2 separate regions of the Mus musculus genome follow, and region 2 is linked to region 1. The links are chromatin loops, found by intact Hi-C in ENCODE. Cell type or tissue: heart. All regions are shown on one strand. Links, peaks and the distances in the headings refer to the core of each region. The heading gives the core; the rest is flanking DNA.

Region 1 (9,900 bases), core at 564-8,563:
TGCCTCTGCCTCCCAAGTGCTGGGATTAAAGGCGTGCGCCACCACGCCCGGCGGAATCTTTTAACTCTTAATTCTACAACAGTCTCATGGAATATCTTTTGGCAATCTAATATTAATGCTATTAAAAACTAAAGGAATTCAAGTCCTTAACAATAAATGAAAACGGAGGAAAATTTATATACACACACACAAAGAAACCAAACCTCAGAGAAAAGATTGCATGCTTTAACAATGATGCCCTCTGGCCATGCTTTTGAAACTTCAATAATAAAACATAAATCAAAATAAAGTTTTCAGAAACTGAGAAGATGGCTGAGGGACTAAAGGGCGGGGACACTGAAGCCTGGTGACCTGAGTTTGGACCTTGGAATTCATGTGAAGGAGGAAGAAGAGAACCAACTCCATAAAGGTGCCCTTTGACCTCCATAGATGTAATGTGCGCGCACACACACACACACACACACACACACCTCTATTATACACAATAAAAGTAAATTAATTTAAAAAAAAGAAAGTTTCAGGGCTGGAGCCTGGAAAATAAGGTCTGTGTACTGGGGTGAGGGGGCGGGTAGAGCTGAAGCTAGTAGCCCAGGCTCCCTGAAGGCCAGAGGATCTAAGTGGGTTCTAGATGCCAACCACTGTTATACTACCGAGGCTTGGTTCTCTTTGATTGAATTGTCTGTGTCCTGGTCTTTTCCTCCTGGAATAAAAAGTATTCAACTTGTTACTTTATTTAACAGGAACCCACAGTTATGACACTTTGAATGCTTTTTTTTTTTTTTTTTTTTTGGCTTTTTTCAAGACAGGGTTTCTCTGTGTAGCCCTGGCTGTCCTGGAACTCACTCTGTAGACCAGGCTGGCCTCGAACTCAGAAATCCGCCTGCCTCTGCCTCCCGAGTGCTGGGATTAAAGGCGTGGCCACCACGCGCCGGCTTCACCTTGGATGTTTTAAGAGACTTTGGAATATTAAAGAGACTTTGGATATTTTAGAGAGACTATGAACTCTGAAAGGTACTTTGAATATTTTTGAAAGACTGGACCTTTAAAGAGTTTGGATCTTTAAAGATTATGGGATTTTTTTTTTAAAAAGTTGTAGTGTTTTATATTGTGGTGTTGGCATTAATATGAGACCTTGAGGAGGAACAAGAGAAGAGAGGTTATGGCTTAATAGATGATATGTTTCTGTGTCAAGTTGACAAGGGATCAATTGTGATGGTTTTGTTTTGTTTTTGTTTTTGTCAACTTGACACAAAAAGGACACATCTGGGAAGAGGGAGCCATAACTGAGGAATCAGGAGACTGGCCCATAGGCAGCCAGGCAGTGGTGGCGCACACCTTTAATCCCAGCACACGGGAGGCAGAGGCAGGTGGATTTCTGAGTTCGAGGCCAGCCTGGTCTACAAAGTGAGTTCCAGGACAGCCAGGGCTATACAGAGAAACCCTGTCTCAAAAACAAACAAACAAACAAAAAAACCCAACAACAACAAAAAAGACTGACCCATAGGCAAGTCTGTGGGACGTTGTCTTAATTAGTGATTGACAAGAAAGGACTAATTCTATGGGAAGGGGGACATGACACCCCTGGGCAGGTGGTCCTGGAAGGCATAAGAAAGCAGAGTGGGAGTGGCTTCAGGAACCTCACTTCTCTCTGCACATGGTGGCATCCCGTGGTAACTTTGCAGCAGAAAGGGCATCAGGCATCGCAGTCCCTCAGGGATGGGCAAAGAGAGGACACCAGGAGACATCTGTCAGGGCTGCTGATGGAGACAGTAGCCTTGTGGTCCTCAGCTGAGGTAATTGATTTTCTCTGGGTTTGTAATCAGGCAGAGCTGGGCTATAGAACAGAGAAGCCATGATGATAGTCCCTAATTTTGCCTAATGACATCCTACCTATTAGCTTTCAATCCTGAAAGCCCCCTCCCCTTTTTTAAACTTGTATTTCAGGTTGAATTAGCTAGTGTACCCGTGAATCTGTGACTTCCCTTTTTATTTAGCTAATCTGCAAATGCCAAAAGGCTGCTTCATTTTTCATTTCATTTGTCACTAGCTTTCTAGAGCTCCGTGTCTGCTTGGATGATGGACACAATGATTCTAGAGAATTAGGGTAAGATTATGTCTAGAGCGAAGTACACATAAATACAAGTTCAGCCAGTTTTCTTCTATTGAAATATAAACACTCGCACATTGAGAAAGTTAGAACAGAAATGTCTAGTAGCAGCAACAGATAAAGCTAATATTCAGTGAAACTAATCTATAAGATGGGATGTCTGGAAAATTGAGATTATGGGGAGTGGGGCTGGGTAGGTAGCTCACTGATAGAATGTTTGCCTGACGTGTGTAAAGCTCTGGGGTTCAATCCTGACCCTGCCAGAAAATTATAAATCGTCAAAAGAATGAGTTGTGTGCTTTATATCTAAGACAAATGTATAGTTATGCGAGGGTTTGCATGCCATCAGGTACTTATACTTCCCCCACATGGTAAGAAATAAACTTGCCACGCACTCCGGTCAAGTCTGCTTGACAGGCTGGAAAGTCTGTAAGCACCCACGAGGAAGAGTTTCACGGAAACTCACCTCCTGGAGCTTTGGCGTTCTCATTTACCCATATACTCATACCCTATTCCCGCGTTAGTCTGGTGTATGGAACTAAGAGCTCTCTTTTAATATTTTATTATAAATGCCTTTTAAGTTTAAATTCTGATATAGTTAAGTCTCCCAATTGTTCCAAGGTCCCAGAAGCCAAGGAGCTTGGAATTCCGCAGGAATGCAGAAAGGAAGTTACCTATTCAGTAACTAATTAAGCATTACAAAAGACGGAGCCAGTAGCTCAGAGCTGGTCTGCAAAAATATTTACTAAGGACAGTAGAAAAGGGAATACCATATTAGAGCTAGGGAATCCCACTGAGACAGGGATCTTCTCTACAGCTAGGTATTGCAAGCTTCATATTAGAAGCAAGTTGGTAAATTCTTCTGTAGACCCAGGACATAGGGTGTTGGGGTATTGCAGTATTCTTGAAAAGGTCTGCTAGTGCAGAACCCCTGGTGGTGGGTTTAACAATAGACCAGTTTACACCTGGCTCCCTTCTTTTCGGCAGCAGCCTGGTCCCCGCCTTCTTTTGATGTATACATTCCTTATGTATTGGGTCACTGTAACTTGGTGGATTGTATTTTGCCTGGTTTCTTGTTATTTCTTCGGTATAAAAAGTTTGATGCTCGACCTGACAAAATACATTCATATTCTACACAATCTTGTGTGTTGGTCTGTCTGTCACCTGCCAACACCTTGCCCACCTGCCCCAGAGACTCGTTCCACGCAGACAAAGGGACCCAGAGCGTCAGCGGCATAAAATAACCATAGCAACATAGACTAGTCAGGACATGCAGCCTAGAAAAGTCGGTTTAAGTCATTTTGTAGCATAACAAAATGAAACCAACTGTAAAGTCTTTACAGGGACCTGGGGACTTACCATCAGGGAAGCTACTTTCCATATGCTCAAAGCCACTGTTCAGTCTTCAGCATAGTATGAAATGCAAAATTAAATTAAAAGTGTATTCTATGACCAGGTGTGGCGGCCATGCCTTTAATCCCTGTACCCATGAAACAGAGGTAGGTGGACCTCTATGGGTTTGAGGCTAGTCAGGTCTACATGATGAGACCCTGCTCTCCCTGTATATACAACCTCTGCACATACATAGACCAGCTCTGGACCTCTGTCACAGTTGCCATCTGTTTAGGAAAAAAGCTGCTATGGTGAGGGATGAGCTGCATTATCTGTGGGTAAAAGTGTTTAGAATACCCTTAGGTATTTTACTGGCTTGTGGAAATGGCCATCTGCCACGTGACTCTGCCCTAACTGCAGGAAACGCCACTGCTCTCTGGAGGAGCCTGAGTAAACACAGGACACAAGATTGAGGGGGCAGCTGTGGGGAAGTTGTCACTTATGCTGGGAAGACTTTCCAGTGATGCAGCTGCTCTGCGATGGACCACACTCTTGTATGTAATCTCTCCCCAGGCTCTGGATAGAATCCTAGTAAGTTCACTGGGTTTTCTACAGAATCTTAGCCACTGCTGAGGGGTAGCTGGTCCACAGGGAAATACTGCAGGTAACCTGGAGAAGACATAGTTTTCTGTATGTGTCTCTGTGAAGAAGATGGCTGCATAAGCCCCTCTCCACCTCAAATGCGCCATTAGGTAAGTTAAAATGGCTTCCAGGTGTGGATTTAGGACAACCAGGGCTACAGTGTAGCAGCCGTAGCAGTACTATTGGTCATAGCCTGGTGTTACTATTTTCCATAGAGGTAATCTTTAATGTTGCTTGTTCCCTTGCTGTCTATTGATTTGGGAGGTGGGCATATAGTGCTTAGGCTCACACAGGGAAGTCAGTGGACAACTTGCAGGAGTTGCTTCTGTCCTTCCACAGCGTGGGTCCCCGGGGATAGAACCTGAGCTGTTTAATTTGGAGGCAAGCACCTTTCTCTGCTGAATCTTTCTGGCCCAAGTAGCTCAGTGTCACATTTGCTTCATGGAGTCCAGAAGAGAACACTTGATTTCTTATAAGCCCAGAATTCTTTTATCACAGTGGGAGCAACCTGTGTTTTTCCACATTTGTTTATTGGTCTCCGGTGCTGGGCTAGTGGTTAGCTTAAGTTCATCCTGTTGGGGCTTTCCAGTTAGCCTTGGGGACATCTGTCTGTCCTTTAAAAGGAGACTCTCAGCAGCATGATAAAGAGGATGGTTTCATCCGGTTTCTGTGATGTCTCATGTTGAAATGTCCTGTAGCTTTATAACGTCTGATTACACCGCCCTGGGCTGCATCATCTTTGAAAATTTCTTCAAAAAATACATGTACATGTACATCTCAGGAACTCTGCTTCTAAAACTCGCTTTCAGAGAGAAGACCCGGTCCAGAAAGGGTAGACGCTGCCACCTGCTGGACAAAGCGAGCATTGACATAGGTACTACTTAAAACGCTACAGAAAGAACCCGTGCCATTTCCCACAATGTATTTTACACTGTCCAACTTTAGACCCGACTCAATTTTAAACCAAGACACCTTAACATTGTCCAGGAAGATCCTGAGAATGCTCCTGAGTAGCCATTTATGGGTTGTCAGAGTTAGTCAGACGTGATATCTCGTATGAAGAAGTGTTGTGGTGTCTGGTCATTGCAGGAGAATGATGTCTTGAGCTATTTTGCAGAGTTCACCTGGGAGAAAAATGCAACATGATGGAGCCCATGGCTAGAACATCAGAGCAGCTTTTTTTTGTTTTTGTTTTTGTTTTTGTTTTTGTTTTTGTTTTTTCGAGACAGGGTTTCTCTGTATAGCCCTGGCTGTCCTGGGCTTTGTAGACCAGGCTGGCCTCAAACTCAGAAATCTGCCTGCCTCTGCCTCCCGAGTACTGGGATTAAAGGCGTGCGCCACCACGCCCTACTATCAGAGCAGCTTTTAAGCAAAAAAGGAATCTGCAGATGACAGGACCCACTCTAACTATAGGACTATGTGGAGGCCTGATTGTCACTGGATTAAAATCACTAATATAACGATATGATCAATAGACTCAAAAAGCCACTTGGTATCCCGGCCATTCTGCCTTCCCTGCCAACACAGACTGTTCGCTTTCTTAAACTGTAAGGCAAAAGTAACCCTTCCTCCCTTAAATTGCTTCTGATCTAGTATTGATCACAATGATAAGATAATAAACTAATGGAGAAGCTGCTGCTAAGCGAGGGCAGGCAGCTGTTATAGGCCTGACCCCGTGGTTTACATCCTTTGGGACTGATTTGTAGAAGGAATGTGGAGGAGTTTGTCACTGTGGGCTAAAGACATCTTAAAAGCTGTTTGCAGAGTTTAATGCATCATTCTGGGGACATCAGGAAGACAGGAACGCTGAGACTGATGTAAAATGTGGAGGATATTTGTTCCTCTGCTCATTGCCACGAGCAAGTCCTTGACCAGAAAGAAGCATTTTAAGGAGGAAGGGTTTAGCTGGGCGTGGTGGCGCACACCTTTAATCCCAGCACTGGGGAGGCAGAGGCAGGTGGATTTCTGAGTTTGAGGCCAGACTGGTCTACAAAGTGAGTTCCAGGACAGCCAGGGCTACAGAGAAACCCTGTCTCAACCCCCCCCCACCCCCCCCAAAAAAAAGAAAGAAAAAGAAAAAAGGAGGAAGGGTTTATTCTGGTTGATGGGGGGGGGGGATTCCATAAGCACAGAGGGGCATGGTGGCAGGAACAGGAGGTCGGCTGGTCATGAACATTGCACTGATAGCCAAGAAGAGGGAAATGAACATTAGTGTCCAGGGAGCTGTCTCCCTCTGACTAAGTCTCAGACGCCAGCCCATGGGACATTGCCACTGACAGTTAAGGGACATTGCCACTGACAGTTAAGGGTTTCTTTCTTTCTTTCTTTCTTTCTTTCTTTCTTTCTTTCTTTCTTTCTTTCTTTCTTCCTTCCTTCCTTCCTTCCTTCCTTCCTTCTTTCTTTCTTTCTTTCTTTCTTTCTTTCTTTCTTTCTTCCTTCCTTCCTTCCTTCCTTCTTTCTTTCTTTCTTTCTTTCTTTCTTTCTTTCTTTCTTTCTTTCTTTTTTTTTGATTTATTTACACTTGGAGGGCAGAGGCAGGTGGATTTCTGAGTTCGAGGTCAGCCTGGTCTACAGAGTGAGTTCCAGGACAGCCAGGGCAACACAGAGAAACCCTATCTCAAAAAAACAAAAAAAAAACAAAACAAAAACAAAAAAAAGAATTTTTTTTTAATGTATATGGGTACAATAGCTGAACAGATGGTTGTGAGCCTTCATGTGGTTGTTGGGAATTGAATTTTTTTTAGGACCTCTGCTCACTCTGGTCAACTCTGCTCACTCAGTCCCTGCTCGCTCGCCCCCACTCACTCCAGTCACTCACTCAGGCCCAAAGATTTATTTATTATTATACATAAGAACACTGTAGCTGTCTTCAGATGTGCCAGAGGATCTCATTACAGGTGGTTGTGAGGCACCATGTGGTTGCTGAGACTTGAACTCAGGACCTTCGGAAGAGCAGTCAGTGTTCTTACCTGCTGAGCCATCTCGCCAGCCCAGTTAAGAGTCTTACAATTGCCGGGCGTGGTGGCGCACGCCTTTAATCCCAGCACTCAGGAGGCAGAGGCAGGTGGATTTCTGAGTTCGAGGCCAGCCTGGTCTACAAAGTGAGGTCCAGGACAGTCAGAGCTATACAGAGAAACCCTGTCTCGAAAAACCAAAAAAAAAAAAAAAAAAAAAAAAGAGTCTTACAATTAACCTAGTATGATTAGATTAATCCTTCGCAGGCCCAGAAGAATCTGATCCTCCAGGTTGGCATTAATCAGAGCAACTCCACCTCTTGTCAACTTGATGCACAAGCAGATCACTTAAAGTCATAGTTTTCCTTCCTTTGTCTCCACAGGCTCATGTCCACTTCATGATACAAGAAAAAGGCATCGAGTTGAACATCAAAAATCCCCATGATTTTAAAACAATTCCTATAATGTCTACACACAAACACTCCTATTTGTCCCAATTACCGTTCTGTTGCTGTTCTGTTGCTGTGACAAAACACCGAGACCAAGGCAATTTATTAAAGAATTTTACTGGGCTTATGGTTTTAGAGGACTAGAGTCCATGATGAGGGAGCAAAGGCTTAGCAGCAGAACAGCACAGATCTCACACCTTGATCCGAAATCTGGAGGCAGAGAGAGGACACTGGGAATAGTGTGGGCTTTTGAGACCTCAAAGCCAACCCCAGTGACACACCTCCTTCAACAAGGCCACCTCCTAATCTAGCCCAAAAAGTTCCACCAATGAGGACCACATATTCAAATATATAAGCTTATGAGGGCAATCTTATTCAAACCACCACGCCATTCCAAAAGGGAAAAATGGTGTCATATCATGGAATGGCCAGACCAAAGCAAGACTGAAACCCAGTGAGGGAACACTAAAACCCCGCAGTTTATGCTTAGCATCTGGGGGTCATGATGGGAACATCTGGGCCAAGAAGGACTGATGCCCTAGTCCCCAATTCCCCAATAAACATATCTCTCCCCCTCCCCTCCCTACCCCTCCCCTCCCCCTCCCCTCCCCCTCCCTCTCTCCCTCCCCCTCCCTCTCCCTCTCTCTCTCTCTCTCTCACACACACACACACTCTACCCAGAATCTCTACAAATTATTATAATATTCTTGAGTATTCTCCTGTCATACATTGAGCGGCAGTGATGTCATCGTATAAACTCACAGCTGAAAAGTGAAATAAGCTGGAAGACATTTAAGAATAGAACATGGCTACTCATTCAGGGTTGTATAGATTAAAGATGCAGCCATACATGGTGGCACACACCTTTAGTCCCAGCACTCAAAAGCAAACGCAGGTGGATCTCTGAGTTCGAGGCCAGCCTGGTCTACAAAGGGAGTTCCAGGACAGCCAGGGCTACACAGAGAAACTGTGTTTCAATAAGTAAAAGTTCTCCTTTTCCTTTTGTACTAGTTTGAGTGGAATGCTAGGGACCAAATGCAGGCTTCCACGTGCTATACAAATGCTGTGCCACCAAGTCACACCCAAAGCTACTGATTCTCTCTTCCATTCACTTGGCAATTCGGTTTGCTGGTTTATCTTTTTAGAATACATTTCTTCACATAATTTGATGTTTAATATATTTTAGATTTTATTTTATTTTCTGTGTATGAGTGTTTTGCCTACATGTCTGTATTAGGCCAGAAGAGGGCACTGGATCCCCTGGTACTGGTGTTACAGATGGTTGTGAGCCAGTATGGATGCTGAGAACCAAACTCAGGTCTTCTGCAAGAGCAGTAAGTGCTCCTCACAGCCGAGCCTTCTCTCCAGCCCCATCACCTGAAAAGTTTAGTTTTAATTTATATTTTATGATTGGATGGCAATTTTTAAATACTATGTACTTTAGGTCAATAGAAGGTTTTATGCAAAAAGGGGATTCTGAGTCAGATTGTCCATTTGGGTAAGAATTTAGGAGAAACACTGTGGTAGGAATTCTTCATAGTGCTCAGTTCCAATCTGAGGCAGTTTCCTCTCTCACAGGTTTGCAACAGAAGAGAAGGTCTCATCCCATGTAGTTACTAAGTAGCCCATAGCATGTACTGTAGACAGGTTGCCTCTGATTCCCAGACAGCAGAAGGAAAAGGAGGAAAATTCTGCCCTTTGTCACTGCAAGATGGCCTGTCATCTCCTTGCAGCTGTACCTGGTAAGGAACTAAAGGGGCACAGCCTGAGCTATGTATGACCCAGTGCCTCCAGTCTTTTTATTCATATTTTATATTATTTTTTTCAAGATAGGGTCTCACTATGTAGCTCTGGCTGTCCTGGAACTCATTACTTGGACCACACTGGCCTAGAACTCACAGAGATCATCTTGTCTTTGCCTCCAAGTGAGAGTGTTAAAGGCATGTGGCACCACATTTGGTTTGATATATATACACACACATACACATATACACATACACATACACATACATATATACACATATACACATATACACATATACACATATACACATATACACATATACACATATACACATATACACATATACACATATACACATATACACATATACACATATACACATATACACATATACACATATACATATATACATATACATATATATATATTTCCGAGATAGGGTTTCTCTGTGTAGTCCTGGCTGTCCTGGAACTCACTCTGTAGACCAGGCCGTCCTCAAACTTAGAAATCCGCCTGCCTCTGCCTCCCAAGTGCTGGGATTAAAGGCATGCACCACCACCGCCCGGCTGTTTTATATTTTTAAAGGAATTGGTAAATGATTTTATAGGAAAGGAAATAGATGAGGAGACATATGATATAATGAACATTGGATTCACAACTGCAACTGCTTTC
Region 2 (9,900 bases), core at 1,066-9,065, 53 kb before region 1:
AATTAGTGGTTGCTGTTGGGCAGTGGACCAGTTTCCCCAGATGTCTAGTTGCAGGAGTGAAAGGGGCATGAATATGTACCTAACTTCTCTCCAGGCCTGGGGGTGCAGGCCTATAATCCTGGTTACTCAGTAGGCTGAGGCAGGGCCTGCCTGGGCTAGAGTGAGTTCAAGGCCAGTTTGTCCAGTGCACTGAAACCCTGTCTCGAAAATAAAACGCTGGGCTGAAGGCATAGCTCAGCAGTTCTGTGCTTTCCCCGCTTTAGGGCCAATCCCTGGCTTGTTGAATTCTGTAGGGTTGTTAAACTGTGTGGTTGGACCTTTGACTCCTTAGCTTGAAGGTTTAGATTCCTCCAATTTCCCCTTGTACTTAACAAATAGTATTCTTTTGAAACTTTAATGAACATTTACTCAGCGTCTCAGGACAAGGTGGCATTTCCTATGATCTCACTCCTCAGAGCCCCACAATGAAGCAGAAATATTACAGAGAAACTAACGCTTAATGAGATAACCCTGCTACCATCACCCACTGCAGAGTCAGATTTCCATACAAGTGGGCTGGACCTGAGACTCAGAATTCATGAGGTTGACACACTTGAGTGTGTATATAGTGTCCTGGGGTCCTTGGAAACCACTGGAGAGATGGCTCAGTGGCACAGAGTAGTTGCTGCAGAGGACCAGAGCTTAGTTCTCGGCACCCACATGAGGCAGTTCACATCTGCCTGAAACTGCCCAGGGGATCCAGTGCCCTCTTCCAGGTTCTCCAGACATTTGTACACACGTGGCATGTACTCACACAGATATAAACACAAATTATCATTTTTTAAAAATGGAAGGGCCAGGCCCGGCAGTGGTGGTGCACACCTTTAATCCCAGCACTCGGGAGGCAGAGGCAGGCAGATTTCTGAGTTTGAGGCCAGCCTGGTCTACAAAGTGAGTTCCAGGACAGCCAGAGTTATACAGAGAAACCTTGTCTCAAAAAAACAAAAAAATAAACAAACAAACAAAAAGCCTGGAAGGGCCTGCTGTGCTGGTACACACCTTTAATCCCAGCACTCGGGAGGCAGAGGCAGGCAGATTTCTGAGTTTGAGGTCAACCTGGTCTACAAAGTGAGTTCCAGGACAGCCATGGCTATACAGAGAAACCCTGTCTCAAAAAACAAAAAACAAACAAACAAACAAAAACCCAAAAACAAAAAAAAAAGAAAGTGGGTAGGGAGCTGGAGAGATTAGAGGTTCAGAGCACTTGCAGAGGACCCAGGTTCAGTTCCCAGCACCCTCATGGTGGCACCACTTGTTAACTTCAGTTCCAAGGGATTCCACATCACCTTCAGACTTCTGGGGGGCACCGGGCATATACATACATGCAGACAAAACACACATACTCATAAAATGTGTGTGTGCGTGTGTGTGTGTGTGTGTGTGTGTGTGTGTTTGTGTGTGTGTGTGTGTGTACTGGATCATGTGATTGCAGAAGTGAGGACCAGGTGCAGAAGCTCTGAGGAGGAGCCTGGGATGCTAATTTCTGTTGAGCATACTTGGCGGTGGTTCATGCGTGTAACCAGGCTAGCCTCAGCCTCCCAGGCGCTGGGATTGCAGACGTGCGCCTCCACAGGGACTGTTTTACCTTTCCTTATGTCCCTTTGCAATTTTCAGCTCCACAGCAGCAACACTTTCTAACACAGAGGTCGGTTCTTCCCGAAAGCTTCTGCAGAGCTGGTCACATCGTTTTTACTGTCCCACCTTAGCCTGAAGCAAGGCTCTAGCTGCCTCCACCTCTGCCTGATTGCCTGTTTCTTGCTTTCCCATCCGTTTGTAAGTGCCCAGCAAACACTGTCTTGTTCTTATCAATGATGTCTAGTTCCTGGTTCATGATCATATACGGTCATTGCCTCCCAAAGTCTACTGAAGGAATAAATTTCATGTCTCAGAGAACCCCACTGTCACCCATCTTAGTGAATGAGCCAGAAACAATGTGTCACCGTTGTCCCCTTTTTGTGCTGAGGGTGAAAACCGGGCCCTCATTCAGGTTGCACAGGTGCTCTGCCACTGAGCTATGTTCCAGCCAGGCTTCATACTTTGCTTTGTGATGCTAGGGATGGGGACCGAAAGCGCCATGCATCCGTAGCCCTGCAAGCTTCACCTTGAAATTTGCTTCGTCTTCCTTATCTACACCACGCCTGAACTCCACACCTTTTGATGGGGTTTTGATCTGTATAGCCCAGTAGCTTCCAACTTCAGTTTGTTCTCAGACCGGAGCCTTTCTGTTCCTCTCCATCCCGTGCCCCACCTGTAGTCTAGTAAAAGCAGTACTTTCTAAATTATAGAATTATTGTAATTTGTATTCAGATTGTATGTACATTAAGGTAAACAAGCAACCTGAGAGGGGTGGCTGACACCTTTAATCCCAGCATTCTGGAGGCAGAGGGAGGCAGGCAGATCTCTGTAAATCCCTTCATGCTCACTGCTCCCCTCCTAACCTTCAATCCATCTGCCACGGACTCAGCTTTTCTCAAATGCCAACATGATTTAAAAAAAAAATTTTTTTTGAGATAGAGACTCATTAGATAGCCCAGATAGAGTCAGTTTTCTGGGTTCAAGTGACCCACTTGCCTCCTGAGCATGTGGGATGCCTGGTGCGTGTGTCCAGACACTAGGTTTTCATTTGAATTGAGTAATGCAGTAGGCAACCTATTATGTCACGTTTCTTTCATCTCACAGTGTTTTACGTTTTTAATCTTTTATTACGTTTTTATTTTGTGTGCATGTCATGGCACATGTGTGAGGTAGAGGACAGCTTGTGGCAGGCAATCCTCTTCTGCCATTTGGATAGGGACAGAACTCAGATTGTCAGTATTGGTACCAAGTATTTTATCCTCTGAGCCACCTTGCTGGCCCTTACCTATTTTCGAACTCTCAATCTCTCTCTCTCTCTAACTTTCTCTTTCTCTCTCTCTTTCTTTCTCTGTCTCTGTATCTCATCATTATCTAGTCCAGGCTGACTTAAGACTCAATACAGTCCAGTCTTCAAATCCTCAAACTTTTATCTGCCTCTTCCTCTGCTGTGCTGAGAGGGATATTAAAAAAAAAAGATTTATTTTCTGTATATGGATACACTGTCGCTCTCTTCAGATACACTAGAGTAGGGCATTGGATCCAATGGTTGTGAGCCACTATGTGGGATTTGAACTCAGGACCTCTGAAAGAACAGTCAGTGTTCTTAACCACTGAGCCATCTCCAGCCCCAAGAGGAATCTTTAATTTTTTGTTTTGTTTTGTTTTGTTTTTTGTTTTGTCGAGACTGGGTCTTATGTACCCAAAGCCACATTAAAGTTAACTATTGCTATGTATCAAGGACCACTTTGAACTTCCAATTCTCCTCCTTCTACCTTTTGCAACGGGCTGGGTGAATGAGGTACTGGGGACTTGAGCCCAGGGTTTCAGGAATGCTTGGCAGTATTTACTATCAACTGAACTACATCCCAGTTCTGGAAGTGGGATCACAAAACAGTATTTTCATAGAATCATAGTATTTTGCATTCAGAATGTATGTATATTAAGGAAAACTAGCAACCTGAGACGGTTCGCCATGGAACACCTTTAATCCCAGCCTTCTGAAGGCAAAGGCAGGTGGATGCCTGTGAATTGGTGGCCACACTGGTCAAAAAAGGGAATTCCAGGACAGTCAGACATACAGAGAAACCTTGGAAATAAAAGAAAGAAAAATGAAAAAACAAGCCAAAAAAAAAAAAGCCTCTGCTCCGTGGGTGCTGAGATAAAAGGTTTGTTTAATTCACTGCCACACCTAGTGGGATTTTTTTTTTGTATGTTTTGTTTTCAAGACTAAAGGTATTAAAGGCATGTGCCACCAGCCAGATTGAGTTTGTTGTTGTTGGTTTATGATAAGGTTCCTCCGTGTAGCCCTGGTCACCCGGGAACTTGCTCAGTAAACCAGGCTAGCCTCGACCACAGAGATCGGCTGCCTCTGTCTCTTTAGTGCTGGGATTAGAGCCATATGCCATTTTTTGGTGCAGGGTACATTGCAGTTCATTGGTTCTGAGCCTCCGCCTGTCCTCCAGGAGAGACACCAGAGGGCGCGAGGACACTAGTCTTGGTTGGAGAAAAACTCGAGGCCATAGACAAAACATCCTCTTCCTCCTAAACTCTAGCATCTTTTCTTGGAGGCAGGGTCTCACTCAGTATGTAGCCCTGGCTGACCTGGAACTCGCTATGTAAACCAGGCTGTCCTTGAAATTGCAAAGATCTCCGTCCTTCTGCCTTCTCCTGGGACTAAAGGTATGCGCTACTACGCCCGACTCTATAGGAATCTAAATGTCCACAGTGAAAGCTCATGATTGGTAAACAAAAGGAGGCAGCTGCTCGCCGCTATTCATCCAACAATTACTGAGCAATGAAGCCATCAGCCAGTCACTGAAGAAGAAAAGAGGAAACAACTCACTAGCATCTGTAGAGATGTAATATTTCCAAATAATCCACTATCTCGTGAAATCGGATAAATGGGTATTCCATCTAGGCGATTGATTACACCAGCTTGCGAGGCCCCCTGGAGGCTACTGGTGGAAGTAGGAACGAGCGTCGGGTTACCATAGCGGAGGAGCCCTAGAAACCCTGGAGGCTTCCGTAGGCGGTGGCAGGTCACGTGTTCAATCCTTGCACCGGGTGACTTTCTCCGGTAGGGCTCCGGTGTCACATGACCTGCTCTTGGGCAACATGGCGGCAGTTGTGTTGCTGAGCTTGGACTGAGCAACAGCGAGTGTGGCGCGCTCCTTCCCGGGCTTTGGAGTGCGTCAGCGTGAGAAGAGGGACTGGGTCCTGGTCTTCCTGCTCCTGTCCCAGCGTCACCTGCACCTCCTGTGTGCTCTCCTCTGTCGGAACCAGAGGGAATGACGAAGCCCAGGGCTTTTCGCAGTGGTGCACTGTGCATCGGACCACGCTCCTAGGCGATAGTGGGCAAGTCTTCTCGCAGTCCTCTCTCCAACCTCCTTCCGTCGGAGGTAGGACCGAAGCGTGGGCGGTTGCGATTCCCCAGGGACCATGGCCGGGTCCGACACGGCGCCCTTCCTCAGCCAAGCAGATGATCCTGATGACGGGCCAGCGCCCGGCCATCCGGGGTTGCCAGGACCCATGGGGAATCCAAAGTCCGGGGAACTCGAGGTCCCAGACTGTGAGGGGCTACAGCGCATCACTGGCTTATCTCGGGGCCATTCGACCCTCATAGTGGTGGTTCTGTGCTACATTAACCTCCTGAACTACATGGACCGCTTCACCGTGGCAGGTACGCACTGATGCTCCGAAGAAGGGATATAGGCAAGGGAGAAGTTCCCCAGGATAGGGTCGCCTCTTGGCGCTCATTCTTTGTTTTTTCTTTCCAGGGGTTCTTACAGACATCGAGCAGTTCTTTAACATCGGAGATGGTAGTACTGGCCTCATCCAGACTGGTGAGTGAGGCTACTGCCCACACAACCCCTCGTTCTTAATTGCCTCAAGTAGGCCTACATACATGCAGGTTTGCCTAGTGAAGCTTTAGTGGCCAGGGCTCTTGGAGGCAATGGCCGTGGCTGCTCTTGGGCTGTCCACTTGAGCTGGGACATCGCACAGAGGGAGCCAGCTAGTTATTATGAGTCGGTAGGCAACACACTCATCCACTTTAAGCCTCATTTTTCTGGTCTGTAGAATGAAGCTAGTAATAAAATGGGCTAGTTCTTTAGACTGGTGTGAGGACTAGGTCATGCCTTGTGTGTGGCACATAGTGGGCACCAGGATACAATGGCAGGAGTGCTTGGCACTGCTGTGGGGGGAAAGTCTCCATTTCTGAGAGCCTATTATGTGCTAGGTCCTAGTAGTGCGCCCTAGAAGTGGTAGGGGCCCTACAAGGACGTTGGCCAGGTATTCTTGCCTATAGTTCTGTCAGCTGAGGAGTAGCATTCATTGCCTTTCCTATTTGTACTGGGAGAGCTACCTGTATTTTTATCAGAAGAGCTAAGATTTGCCCAGGGTCACATAAGCAAAGAGGTGAATGAGAATTTGAAACAAGGTTTTCAAGTATTTGTTTTTCCTACTCCAGGCCAGAGAGGAACTGGGTAGAAGCATTAAGTGTGCAGAAAAGAGAACGAGGTCAAAGGTCCACATGGTGTGGATTCAACACTCGTTCATTGGACACGTGTTTTATGCTAGGTTATGAATTAAAGGAGATGCAGACCTGGCCCACCCAGGAGCTGACACCCTGCTGTGCCTGAGGGGGTTAATTAAAATGGAATAATTTTTCAGATGGATAAGGCTTTTGTAAAAGAAGGGTAGAGCCAGGTGTGTTGGCACACTCCTTTAATCCCAGCACTTGGGAGGCAAAAGGCTGGAGGGTTGCTGTGAGCTTAGGCAGCCTTATGTACACAGTGAGACTTTCTCTCCTCCCCAACCCCAGAAGGAAAAGAAAAGAAAATGACAATCTGGTTGTGTCTGAGTTAGAATTTGAAGCAGTTGGGTTTTTGTGACGCTCGGGAGAGAAATGAAAATGTCCCAGATAGACGGGATGTGGGTGCTGAACCCTAATGTGTGTGGTCTTGGCAGTTGCCTTGAAGATGCAGAGAAGGGGGAAAGGAAGGAGGTGGGTTAGATCGGACATTGTAGAGGGTGTAAGGGGTGGATTTGGTTTCAGGCTGGGTAGAAGGGAGGGACTGATGATCCATTCTATAAAGGAAGTTTTGGAAAGTCGTGACCTTGGGCCTGGATCATCCCTCTGGCCCTGATGGGCTACAGGGCTGGGCTGGGGATGGTGCGACATCAGTGAGGAGGAGGGTGGCAAATCGCTGGTTAGGCAGTTTTGTACTTTGCTCTCTAACTAGAGGAGTGTGTGTGTGTTAGGGGGTTGCTGAGGGACCTGGACTGGGCTGTGACTCTCTGCTTCCCCCCAGTGTTCATCTCCAGTTACATGGTGTTGGCACCAGTGTTTGGCTACCTGGGTGACAGGTACAATCGAAAGTACCTCATGTGCGGGGGCATTGCCTTCTGGTCCCTGGTGACACTGGGATCATCCTTCATCCCCAGAGAGGTGAGGCCCTGAACTCCCTCCCCACTTCCCATCAGTATTTGCTGTTGTTCTCTGCAGTCATTTTGGATTGAGAGTCGGGGAACCTCCTTGATCTGTGCCATCTTCCATTGCCCACATTACCCTGCCCACTCTACCCTGTTCCCTTTTCTTCTAGAACCTTCTTCCACTCGCCACATGGCTTGTCCCCCAGCTGTCTCCCTGCACACCCGGGCACACGGGTTTTCCTTCCCCCTCTGATCTCTGTGCAGACAGCCATTGTCCTCTCCCTTCCTGGTGTTGGGTTCCTCCTGAGCCTGGTGCTAGTGTGGGTGAGAGGGCAGCCGGGGTCAGCTGTCACCTGGCCTGCACTTCCTCAGCTCACCCATCCCCATGTGCTGCCCCTGTTGCTCGGTTGGCTCTGTGGACACATGTTCTCCTGGTTGCTTCATGAGGCCCCATTCTTGGTAGATCTCAGGGGAGCCTCTGACACAGTGACCCACTTCTCCCTTCCAAAAAAACTCTGAAAACACATGATACCGCATGTTGCAGTTTCTCTGGCTAATGCTTTTGTTGTGACTTTGAAACCTTCCCCTATCTGCTGCCCCCAGCCCCAGGCCCTAGTGCCCTCAGGCGGTCATGTAGCCTTCCTTAGCTCCAGGTATCTTTGGTAAGCAGATTATCCCCAGCTAAGTTCAGTATTCATCATTGGGTGGTCTTAGGTGGGAGGGAAGGTAGATTTATTTTGCACCTCTTGAGTGCAAAGTCCTCACAGTGTTGTGAACAAACGGTTGTTGTTCCCCTTTTACAGATGAGGAAAGTGAGGCTCAGAGAGGTTAAGCTATTTTCTCAAAGTCACAGCTAGTAAATGGAGCCAGGATTCCAGCCAGGTCTGTGTGACTCCAAACCCAGGCCTCCCTCACTGCCTCTGCCGTTTCTCCAGCACTAGCTGGAGAGGTCTCCTGGGAGGCTGGCTCCAGGGTGGGGTGCCACCTCCCCCCATGTCTCCTTCCCTAGCATTTCTGGCTGCTTCTCCTGACCCGGGGCCTGGTGGGGGTCGGGGAGGCCAGTTACTCCACCATTGCGCCCACCCTGATCGCCGACCTCTTCGTGGCAGACCAGCGGAGTCGGATGCTCAGTATCTTCTACTTTGCCATCCCTGTGGGCAGGTGAGTGGGCCGCCGGCCTGACGTGGGGCAAGGGTTTGGTGGGCGTCTCACTGACTGCGTGTTCCCCTTGCCTCCCTTCCCACAGTGGTCTAGGTTACATTGCTGGCTCCAAAGTGAAAGACGTGGCTGGAGACTGGCACTGGGCTCTACGGGTGAGTCTGATGATAGTGTGGGGAGCCAGCCGCATTCTTAAGGATCTCCCTCTAACCTTGAGATATGCCCTTTAACTCTCCTAAAATGTGTGTGTGTGTGTGTGTGTGTGTGTGTGTGTGTGTGCGCCTGATGGTCAACTTTGGGAAGTTTGATTTTTCTCCTTGACTCGAGGGTCCTGGAGATGGAACTTGGATCATCTGGCTTGGCTCTTTACTCACTAAGCCAGGTCGCTAGTCTTGTGTACTCCGTCAGTTTTTTGTGGCAGTGCTTGCTCCGCTGAGCCTGTAGCAAGCCTGGTCCTCAACAGGGAGCCAGAAGTTCCGCTTGCAGGTGACAGCAGCCCTGCTGTAAGGCTCTGAGTGAAGCTGAGCTGGGACTCCCGTGCCGTCCCTGGACTCACTCAGTTTTATTTCAGCTTTCCCTTCCCCTGTGTTGACTTTATCCTCATGCGTCCAGGAGTCCCAAGTGATCACCTTTCAGCCGAACAACTTGGGTACCTCAGATCCCCGAACTCTAGTCATGAGATGATGGTATCTGATTGGATGATCCTGGGTCACGTGACTGGGTCACGTGCCCGTTACATACTCAGTTACTGAGGGCTAGAGATTAACCTTCCTTTTGGTTAGGTCTTAGATCTAATTTGAACCATTCGAAGTGAGAACTTGGGTAGGGGTCCCCAGAACAATCAGGGTCCTGTCACCCACCAAAGAAGCAGCAATGTCAGGCTTATAAAATTAGGATGTCCCCAGAGGCAAACCCTCTGAAGCCCTCAACCCCAGCGTCTCAGAACTTATGGATGCTTAAGCCGTTGGGAGCTAAGTTCACACCCCTCAATCAGTGTACCCCTGCCCGTGTCCCAAAGCTTGCACTTTTCCCAGGTGACACCAGGTCTAGGAGTGCTGGCTGTCCTGCTGCTGTTCCTGGTGGTCCAGGAGCCCCCAAGAGGAGCCGTGGAGCGCCACTCAGGTTCACCACCCCTGAGCCCCACCTCTTGGTGGGCAGATCTGAAGGCACTGGCACGAAAGTGAGTTCACCCTTTCCATCTCTGAGGCTCAGCAGGGCCAAGTGTTCTGTCCTGCTAGGAGACCATGTATCTAGGGCCAGGGATGCAGGCACAGACCACATCCACCGTCTGACAATAGACTAAGGGAGGGAGAGGAGGACACGGCTGTGGGGTCTGACTTCCTCTCAATGTCTGCAGTCCTAGTTTCGTCCTGTCTTCCCTTGGCTTCACCTCTGTGGCCTTTGTCACGGGCTCCCTGGCTCTCTGGGCCCCAGCGTTCCTGCTGCGCTCCCGGGTTGTTCTGGGAGAGACTCCGCCCTGTCTCCCTGGAGATTCATGCTCTTCCTCTGACAGGTACTTGTGAGGGGCTGGGTGGGTGACTGCACGTAGGGGGCTCGTGAAGGGAGTTCACACTCAGGCCAGGAGAGTGTAAATCCTGACTGTACCCGCTACCTTCACTCTTAGGAGCCTCTAAGAAATCATGTGATGAGGTTAACACATGGGCCTGGAGTTCTGTGCTGTAGGGATTCGGGTCG

What was found. Hi-C counts contacts between places; a loop is a spot of excess contacts. Peaks named below come from ENCODE experiments on the same cell type or tissue, not always from the same donor. Only the 100,000 strongest peaks of a DNase experiment are listed, where the experiment ranks them.
Region 2: it touches region 1 in a loop (9-fold over the local background); 32 of 42 quality-filtered maps call a loop at or near these places.

Annotation. Positions count from the first base shown.
Region 1 is chr7:126,318,961-126,328,860 of GRCm38, reverse strand. No RefSeq gene overlaps it. Among named protein-coding and RNA genes, the nearest start is that of Gm30928, 28 kb to the left of the region's middle. In heart, for the core only: a CTCF peak has its summit at 4,934 (motif pointing left); no DNase peak of the experiment used is centred there; H3K27ac peaks cover 540 bases; H3K27me3 peaks cover 916 bases.
Region 2 is chr7:126,372,230-126,382,129 of GRCm38, reverse strand. Spns1 (spinster homolog 1) reads left to right here and starts at 4,196. Exons shown (of 12, transcript NM_023712.3): 1 at 4,196-5,293; 2 at 5,391-5,456; 3 at 6,927-7,063; 4 at 8,057-8,208; 5 at 8,294-8,360; 6 at 9,240-9,385; 7 at 9,563-9,718. The coding sequence starts at 5,053. In heart, for the core only: CTCF peaks have their summits at 4,069 (motif pointing right), 4,376, 4,577 (motif pointing left) and 6,945 (motif pointing left); DNase peaks (open chromatin) are centred at 4,079 and 4,659; H3K4me3 peaks cover 2,331 bases; H3K27ac peaks cover 1,431 bases.